Linked DNA regions of Homo sapiens: region 2 is linked to region 1. Evidence: chromatin loops called from intact Hi-C (ENCODE). Cell type or tissue: GM12878. All regions are shown on one strand.

Region 1 (4,000 bases):
TAATGAGTATGAAGTTTCTTTTGGGGGTGATGAAAATGCTCTGAAATTGGATAGTGGTGATGGGTGCGCAACTCTATGAATATACTGAAACCCTTTGAATTGTACACTTTTAAAAGGGTAATTTTATGCTGTGTGAATGACATCTCAATAAAATTCTCATTAAAATAAGAATATATGAGAGTATCTATTTCTAACTGTAGAGATTTTTGCAAATCCTGCAGAAATATGCTGAATTAGTTACAACCAGCTAAGGGAGCCTGGGATGGAAGAGTTTGAACCACACCCAATGGCCTGCATCTGGTGCTCTCCCAAGATCCATGGAAATAATCTTCCAACCTGCAATGTACCAGGGCATCTACCAGCCTGGCTCCACGGTGGTTTCAGGCATTGCTCTACAAATGATCAAGTTTTCATTCTAGAGTACGAATGAGGATTGAGTTAGACTAACTGTACAAGGGACAGGAAATAACAGCTCCTTCCCTGTCCTGGGGTCAGTGGTTTGAAAAGCACCCCATCTATCAGTGAATATCCAGCTTCCTGACAAAGAAAAGGGCTAGGGGATTTGCCCCCACCCTGTTTAGAAGGCGAAGGCGAATTAGGCCTGAATGGCGACTTGATTCTCATCTGAATATCAGAGAAACACATGTGTTGCAGGCTACACTGGAAGTCCTAATGGCTTCAGTTTGATAGTGGATTTGGGCTTAATGGTTGAGCAACTCCAGTGGCTTCCTCTCTTGATTACGTTGGTGGCTGTGAGATGAACTACCCAGTCATCAGTCATCATTATCAATGGCCCATTTGCCTGGGATGCTTTGGAAGAATGAAAGAGAGTAAAGGCAGTTCTACTTTTAAAGAAGTTAAAACATGGGCTACAGAGCATTTTCGTTTATTGTTTATCAAATGTTAGCCTGCCTCAGAATACCTGGAGGGCACAGATTCCTAGGTCCCACCTCTGGAGCTGCTAAGTCAGTTGATGTGGGCAAATAACCTAACACCTTGGCATTCACTTCCAGGTTTTCTTCATTTCCTCGTCCTCCCTTTCCTTCTTCAAATGTTCTCCTGTTCCTTCTTGGCTTTATAACTATCTTTGTCTCTGCTTCCCTTCCTATACATTGCCTTAATTAATCCTTTAATTTAGATTAAATTAAAGGATAAATATAAATTAAAGGATAAATTAAAGGATAAATCTAATCCTTTAATTTAAATATTATTTCTGGAGATATATTTGCCATGTGATCCATTTTGTTTGTTAGAAAAACACAAGAGAAAAAAATTGCTGATAATCTTCTCAAAAAGGATTATCTTGTTTGTTCTAAAGCCAAGGATGTATAGTGCATCTTGGAATGTTTTGGATTGAGGTGGGACATTTGCTTTCTTTTTGTTTTCAAACATCATTAATTTACTTGGTATAAGAACTTCAGAATCAGCATAAAGTAAAAGTAGTTTCTTAGGAATAGTGTCATGATAATTCCATGCACTTAACATGAGGTAGGTGATAACGGAAGTAGTGGTTTTCTTGATTTTTCTTATTCAAACTGCTTCATCAAACAAAACAAAACAGAACAAACGCCCTGGAGACAGAGAGTCTTATTGTGCCATAGTATTTCTCTTTCTCTCTCTTTTTTAAATATTTCAAGCGAGCATGCCATCAGCAGGGCTGTCTTCACTGAGCTATTTGTTGCTGGGAGATGTTGTAGACTGTTGCTCGGTCAGTGCAAATGAGAGCTGCTAGCCTCGCTGTAACCTCGCTGGCTGGGTACTCTCAGAGATTGTTAAGAGTTTTAAAATTTTTCTAATCACTAAGCATGTTAGGAAACCAGAGCTTTGTGTATGAAGAACAACTTCCTCTCAGGGACTGTACTCAAGGCTGAGGTTTGGACCTCAGCCAATTTTATGAACGAACAGGAACAATGTCAAAAACATCAGGATTCCTGGTCATGAGGACCAGAGGGGGCCACTCCAATGGGATGGTAAGCTTCTGTAGGGCTGGCACGTGACTTTGCACCCCTGATGCTCCGCATGAAGGGATTTTCTGCACCCAGCAAGTGCTGACTGATTTCCTGAGGACACTTAGTCCTACTCTAAACTCTAAGAAGGTCTAGGGCCACATCAGGAAAGTGAGATTCATGCACTGACTCATTTCCACACTTCAGAGGACACTTTCTTTGAGTGGGTGTTTGGAAAAAAATGCAAGGTAGATGTAATTCTCCACACATCAGCTGATGACTCGTACTGACAGTGTCTAGAATAGAACTTTTTTTTTCCTTTTGGGTAGGTACCTTCTCCCCAGATGGATGGTGTGTTCCCCAGAGTGCCGAGGTATTTCTGGGTGAAGTAATATTGTTCCCTTGTGTGTAATCCTACTAGTTCTCTTTCATGAAGTAGCTGGAATGTCTGAGTGGTCAAGGGTAATCCCTGAGCTGGCCTTGACACAAACAGATACGGGCTCTTCCATCCTTGGGTCCCTCTGTTCTGACACCTGATGACACACTTAGGAGTTTTCCTCTAGTACCTAAAACTATAGTTAGTAGGTACTTAGAAACAATTACAAGCTGTGCTAATGCTTTTTAAAAGTGGAAATATCGGCCAGGTGTGGTGGCTCACACCTGCAATCCCAGCACTTTGGGACGCCGAGGCAGGTGGATCACGAGGTCAGGAGTTCAAGACCAGCCTGACCAATATGGTGAAACCCCATCTCTACTAAAAATACAAAAATTAGCCAGGCATGGTGATGGGCGCCTGTAATCCCAGCTACTCAGGAGGCTGAGGCAGGAGAATTGCTTGAACCTGGGAGGCAGAGGTTGCAGTGAGCCGAGATCACGCCACTGCACTCCAGCTTAAGCGACTGAGCAAGACTCCGCCTCAAAAAAAAAAAAGTGGAAATAGCAATATGTGCTTTAGCTAAATATTAATTTTGTTTTTGCCCTGCCTTTTAGCTCTGTGGTCTTGACCAAGGCCTCATAGCGACTCTGAATCTCTTGCGACTCTGAATCTCTTGCGACTCTGAATCTCTCGCAATCTCAATTTTCTTGTTTGCAAAACTAAGATGTAGCAGTTATAATGTGAGGCGCAAATGAGAAAGGCCATACAAAAACCCTAACCAAAAAATCCAGTAAAATGAAGCTCAGTTAAACTAAAGACAGCCCGTTGACATCTTTTGTGCGTTTCCTCCTTGGTTCCCAGGAATGCTGGAAAAAGAGGCATTTGTTCTAAACATGGAAATGCAGCAAAATAATGATTCTTTTATGGCCTGGTGGTCTGGTTTGACACAATCAATAACTAAAATAAATACACACAGCGTACAGCCCTGTAATAATAGAGGTTGCTCGGAATCAACTCACAGTAGTAAAAATCCTGGTTGAGAAATTATCCCCAAAGATGATATGATTTTATCGCCCCGTACAAAGTTAACCAGTCTTATACATAATATGGATCTTTTCAAACTTTTAAATGAAGTATAATGCATACACAGAACAGTGAACTCATCATGGGCAACTAAATTAATTTTCACAAAATCATATTTTGTGAATATGCTATGATTTATTAATACATTGTACTGCTGATGAACATTTGGATAGTTTCTGGTTTTTGGCTAATAAATATAGGGCTGCTATGAGTATTTTTGTATACATACTTTGGTTGACATTTCTACTATTTTCTGTTGGTCTTGTACCTGTGAGTGAAATTACTGAGTCATAAGATATGTATTTGTTCCTCAGCAGTAGTTACTGCTGCCACACAGCATGGTTCTGCTAATATGTACTTCCAGTGGGAATGTTTGACAGTTCCAGCTGATGGAAATCTTTACCAGCGTTTAATATTTTCTCTTATTCATTTTCACCATTCTGGTAAGAGTGTCCCGCAATTTCATTCTGGCTTTAATTGAATTTCCCCAATGGCTAATGCAGTTGAACACTTTTTCAAATTATTTTTTGGCCATTTAAATATTTTCTTTTGTTAAGGATCAGTTCAACCTTTTGTTTGTATTTCTATTGGGTTA
Region 2 (4,000 bases), 350 kb after region 1:
TTCAACCAATCCTCCTGCCTTGGCCTTCCAAAGTGCTGGGATTACAGGTGTGAGCCATCATGCCAACCACAAAGAAGTTTGTTTGTTTTTTGAGATGGAATCTCTCTCTTTGTCGCCTAGGCTAGAGCGCATCTAGCTCAGTGCACTGAGCTAGAGACTTGGCTCACTGCAACCTCCACCTCCCAGGTTCAAGCTATTCTCATGCCTCAGCCTCCCAAGTAGCTGGGATTACAGGTGTGCGCCACCACACCCAGCTAATTTTTGTATTTTTAGCAGAGATGGGGTTTCACCATGTTGGCCAGGCTGGTCTCCAACTCCTGACCTCAGGTGATCCACCTGCCTCGGCCTCTCAAAGTGCTGGGATTACAGGTGTGAGCCATCATGCCGACCCCAAAGAAGTTTTGTACCTATACCTGATACTTCTCATTTCCTAGTTCTTGTAACTGGCACCTGTTGGCATCCTGTGGGCCTAGTGCTGTGGATAACTGGTAAGCATGGTGAGACTGGCTAGATTCAAAGATTAATGTGTTTCTAAATAGAGAATAAGTTAATTTAATGTGTTTCCAAATAGGAAGAAGATAATTTAGATTATATTTCTCAAAACTGTTTCTAGGGTTGAAACATTGGCCCATTTGATTATTCTCACTATGAACATTTCAGAACTCTGAAGATCTGGACAGCTTTCTAACACCTGTTCAAAACAATCATCTGTATGCTGTCTAACCAGCACTGAAACAGAGGAAGAATTTCCTTACTTGTTCAGAACAGAATATTGCCACAGCCCCACTATTGTTTTAGCTTTGGGACAGCCTCATTATATGGTTGATTTATTCTGAGTTGGCAGGCAAGTCTTTCCACAAAAACTGAAATCAAGCAAGTTCTCTCTATTTTTGTTTGTAGAGTAGAATTTGTAACTTATGTTCATGATTTTATATTTATTTCTGTTAAATAATTTGTTGTTTTTAGTTCATTCTACATGTCAAGAGGTTGGAATTCTGATTTTGAATGCCAACATATTAGCCATCACACGCAGGTTTGTGAGGCATGTAGATGAGATCAACATGGTATGTTCTCCCTCAAGCCCCTGCTAAAACTACGGGCGAGGCTAACACCAGGGACAGAGTGCTCTGCTGTTAACTCCAGTTTGATCCTTCTAGTTACATATGATCCATTCATCCACAACGCAAGGGTGTTGCTTAATTAACTAAAAGGGCACTCGAATGCCCTATATCTGATCATTCAGCTCACAATGTACCTTTGGTTTAACAGAGAGATCATGAGAATATTTTTCAAGTGACTCACAATAGTGAAGATACTCTGTGTCTGCCATACTCCTGTGAACCTCCAGTCTATTCAGTTGTGGGCAACAATGAGATTGCCTTGATATGATTGTTGTTAGCAAATGCAAGCTGGCTGATATTAACCATCACTTCCTTTTCTAAGGGTTCATAAACCATCTGTTAAATAATTAATTCAAGACTTTCACTAGAAATTGACATCTAGCCCATTATCAATAATTTCCATAATATACTCCATTCCCATTAAAAGATAAATATTAGTAAAAAAAAAATCTATCAATAGAATGTTGTTAGTTGATAACTGGGGCAAGAGACTGCAACTACACTTAACGGGAAAGAGCAACATAGACAACAGAAACAGAAAAGCAAAGGGTATGTTCAGTGTATGGTCACACTGAGTGGCTCACTGTGGTGGGAGCTGAGAGTTCTTAAGTGGTTTAATTAGGACTAGAATGGAAATAAAGGTTGTGTGGTTCTCATGATGGTTATGGGGACCTTGCTGATGTGTTTGAACTTTATGAGTGTGAGTCCTGATCCAGGACAGGACAGAAAGAAGTGGAAACAGAAAGAAGGTGGCAGATGCTAGTGATATTTTCATGTAATAAAATGAAAGATTAAAAGCTTTGACTGGGAGTGTGTGTAAAATAGATGAGTAGCATATTTGGTGTTTTTCTGGCTCAACATATATGAGATAGTAGTAGTAAATTCAATTAGGAGCAGGAAAGCTGTGATGAATACAGACCTGGACACAATGAGTCTATGATAAGGAACATTAAAATGGATATGAAAACCTGAAATGCACCAGGGAGAATAGGCCAGGGAGGAGAGTGAAAGAAATGCAGGTCTTTGGAGTCCTCCCAGACTGGGTAGTGGAAGTCCAGCTAGGAGCTCCAGTGTGTTGTCCAAATCCAGGAAGTACCATTCCCATAGAATAACACAGTGTGCGTGATGCTCAGTAGCTGTACTGACTGGTAGTATAAGAAATCGATAATACTGCAGTATAATATTATAATACCTGCCCCTAGTAGTAAGAATAACTGTTCTTCTCCCTGCTTCACATATACCTTTAAAAGTCCTTTGCAGTGTCTTCATTTTTTTTTTTTTTTTGCATGCCTCCACTCTTTTGAAGACTTACGGACATTATTCATTCAGATTCACAGTGGCGGATGTTCCTGTTTCCATATTCTGCTCATGACTGCTTCACATATGAGCAAAACCAAGAGTTCCCTGTGCAGCTGCATTAGCCTCTCTTTGTCCTATGAGGATTAACTGTAATTGTATTATTAGAATGGGTTTCCCATCATCCTTGGCATAAATTGCTTCTCCCTAATTTCTTTTCTTTGATATTTCCTCTAAGTTCCATTTCATAAAGTCTTAATGATACATACTAAGCCTCACTTACCTATTTATGGGTAAAAAAGATACATTATTCCCCATCCTCCCCCTTGGCTTAGGTGAGGTCTTAGTTACGGCTCTGTGTCCTCCCACCATTACGTTCTCATGCGATTTATGACACGCCTCTCCCCTGAATTCTGATCTTTATATGTTATCACTGCGTCCTCTGAAGTTTTATCTTTGAATTTCCCCCTATGTTTTAAAACTTCCTTTTGAAAAGTTCCTGATTCTTGAGATCATCTGGTATATATTTAGCCTTGTATACCACTACCTCTTTGCCTTGTTTTGCTTCCTGCCCACAGCTGCACTTCTCTGGCCACTCTGCCCCCACCCTTAGTCTCCTTTCCAGCCTGCTGGAAATTCCTTCTTGGACCACAGGAAACACACGAGGGATGTGGCGTGGGGGAATCCCAGCTTCTACTAGTAGGCAGGCAAAGTGGAAGGGAAATTCCTCAATCAGAAAATAAAACTCAGAACCAGAAAAAAATGAGGTTGATTCTCAGTGCTCTCACTTACCAGCTTTGTCAGAGAGAGAAAAAAAAGCCACTCACGTTCCAGAACCTCTGTTTATATAAGTTTTTATTTATAAGTATGTATCTGTTTATATACGTAAATATATACAATATATGTTATATATATGTGTGTGTATGTATATATATGTGTGTGTGTGTGTATATATATATATGTATGTATACACACACACATTAAAAAATTCATTTCAGTTTCAGCCCTTAGAACACTACAGGTCTTCCAGAATACTCTCAGGGCTCCAAGTCATGCATGCTCTGGGAAGTCCTTTGTTAAATAGCTGTTTAGGGGCTGATCAGGTTTGGAGGTTTGACTCTCTCATCTCTACACATAATGCAATTGTATTGGAAAATGCCTCTTGTTTCAAATCTACAAGTACAGTTTTTGAACACAATGTCTTCATAGCTTGTGAGATACCCTTATCTCAGATTGACCTTCTTCCTCCCTGTTCAAATTTGTAAGATTTTTCTTTAGGTATGTATTTCATAAAGTTTTTCTGTGGCAAATTTATCTGCTTAAAATATCTTTTGGATTAGAATGGAAAACTCCTCTCTGTGGAAAGGAGCAACCGAATCGTAGTGGATGAAGTTTATGACTATCACCAGGGCACATATGTATGTGATTACACTCAGTCGGATACTGTGAGTTCGTGGACAGTCAGAGCTGTTGTTCAAGTGAGAACCATTGGTAAGTGAGATTTTTATCTCAAGATTTGAGATCTGAGCAGCAAATTAAAATTATCTTCTTTTGGCTTAGTAAGTTTTTCCTCTTAGGGAAAG

What was found. A loop is a pair of places that touch in the nucleus more often than their neighbours do. Peaks named below come from ENCODE experiments on the same cell type or tissue, not always from the same donor. Only the 100,000 strongest peaks of a DNase experiment are listed, where the experiment ranks them.
Region 2: it touches region 1 in a loop (4-fold over the local background); 1 of 110 quality-filtered maps calls a loop at or near these places.

The regions. Positions count from the first base shown.
Region 1 is chr2:102,081,080-102,085,079 of GRCh38, forward strand. It overlaps a transcript of IL1R1 not described here. Among named protein-coding and RNA genes, the nearest start is that of IL1R1, 60 kb to the right of the region's middle. In GM12878, no CTCF peak of the experiment used is centred here; a DNase peak (open chromatin) is centred at 2,132; H3K27ac peaks cover 614 bases.
Region 2 is chr2:102,433,455-102,437,454 of GRCh38, forward strand. IL18RAP (interleukin 18 receptor accessory protein) reads left to right here. Exons shown (of 10, transcript NM_001393487.1): 4 at 3,758-3,908. Among named protein-coding and RNA genes, the nearest start is that of MIR4772, 3.2 kb to the left of the region's middle. In GM12878, no CTCF peak of the experiment used is centred here; DNase peaks (open chromatin) are centred at 1,717 and 3,117; H3K4me3 peaks cover 525 bases; H3K27ac peaks cover 2,448 bases.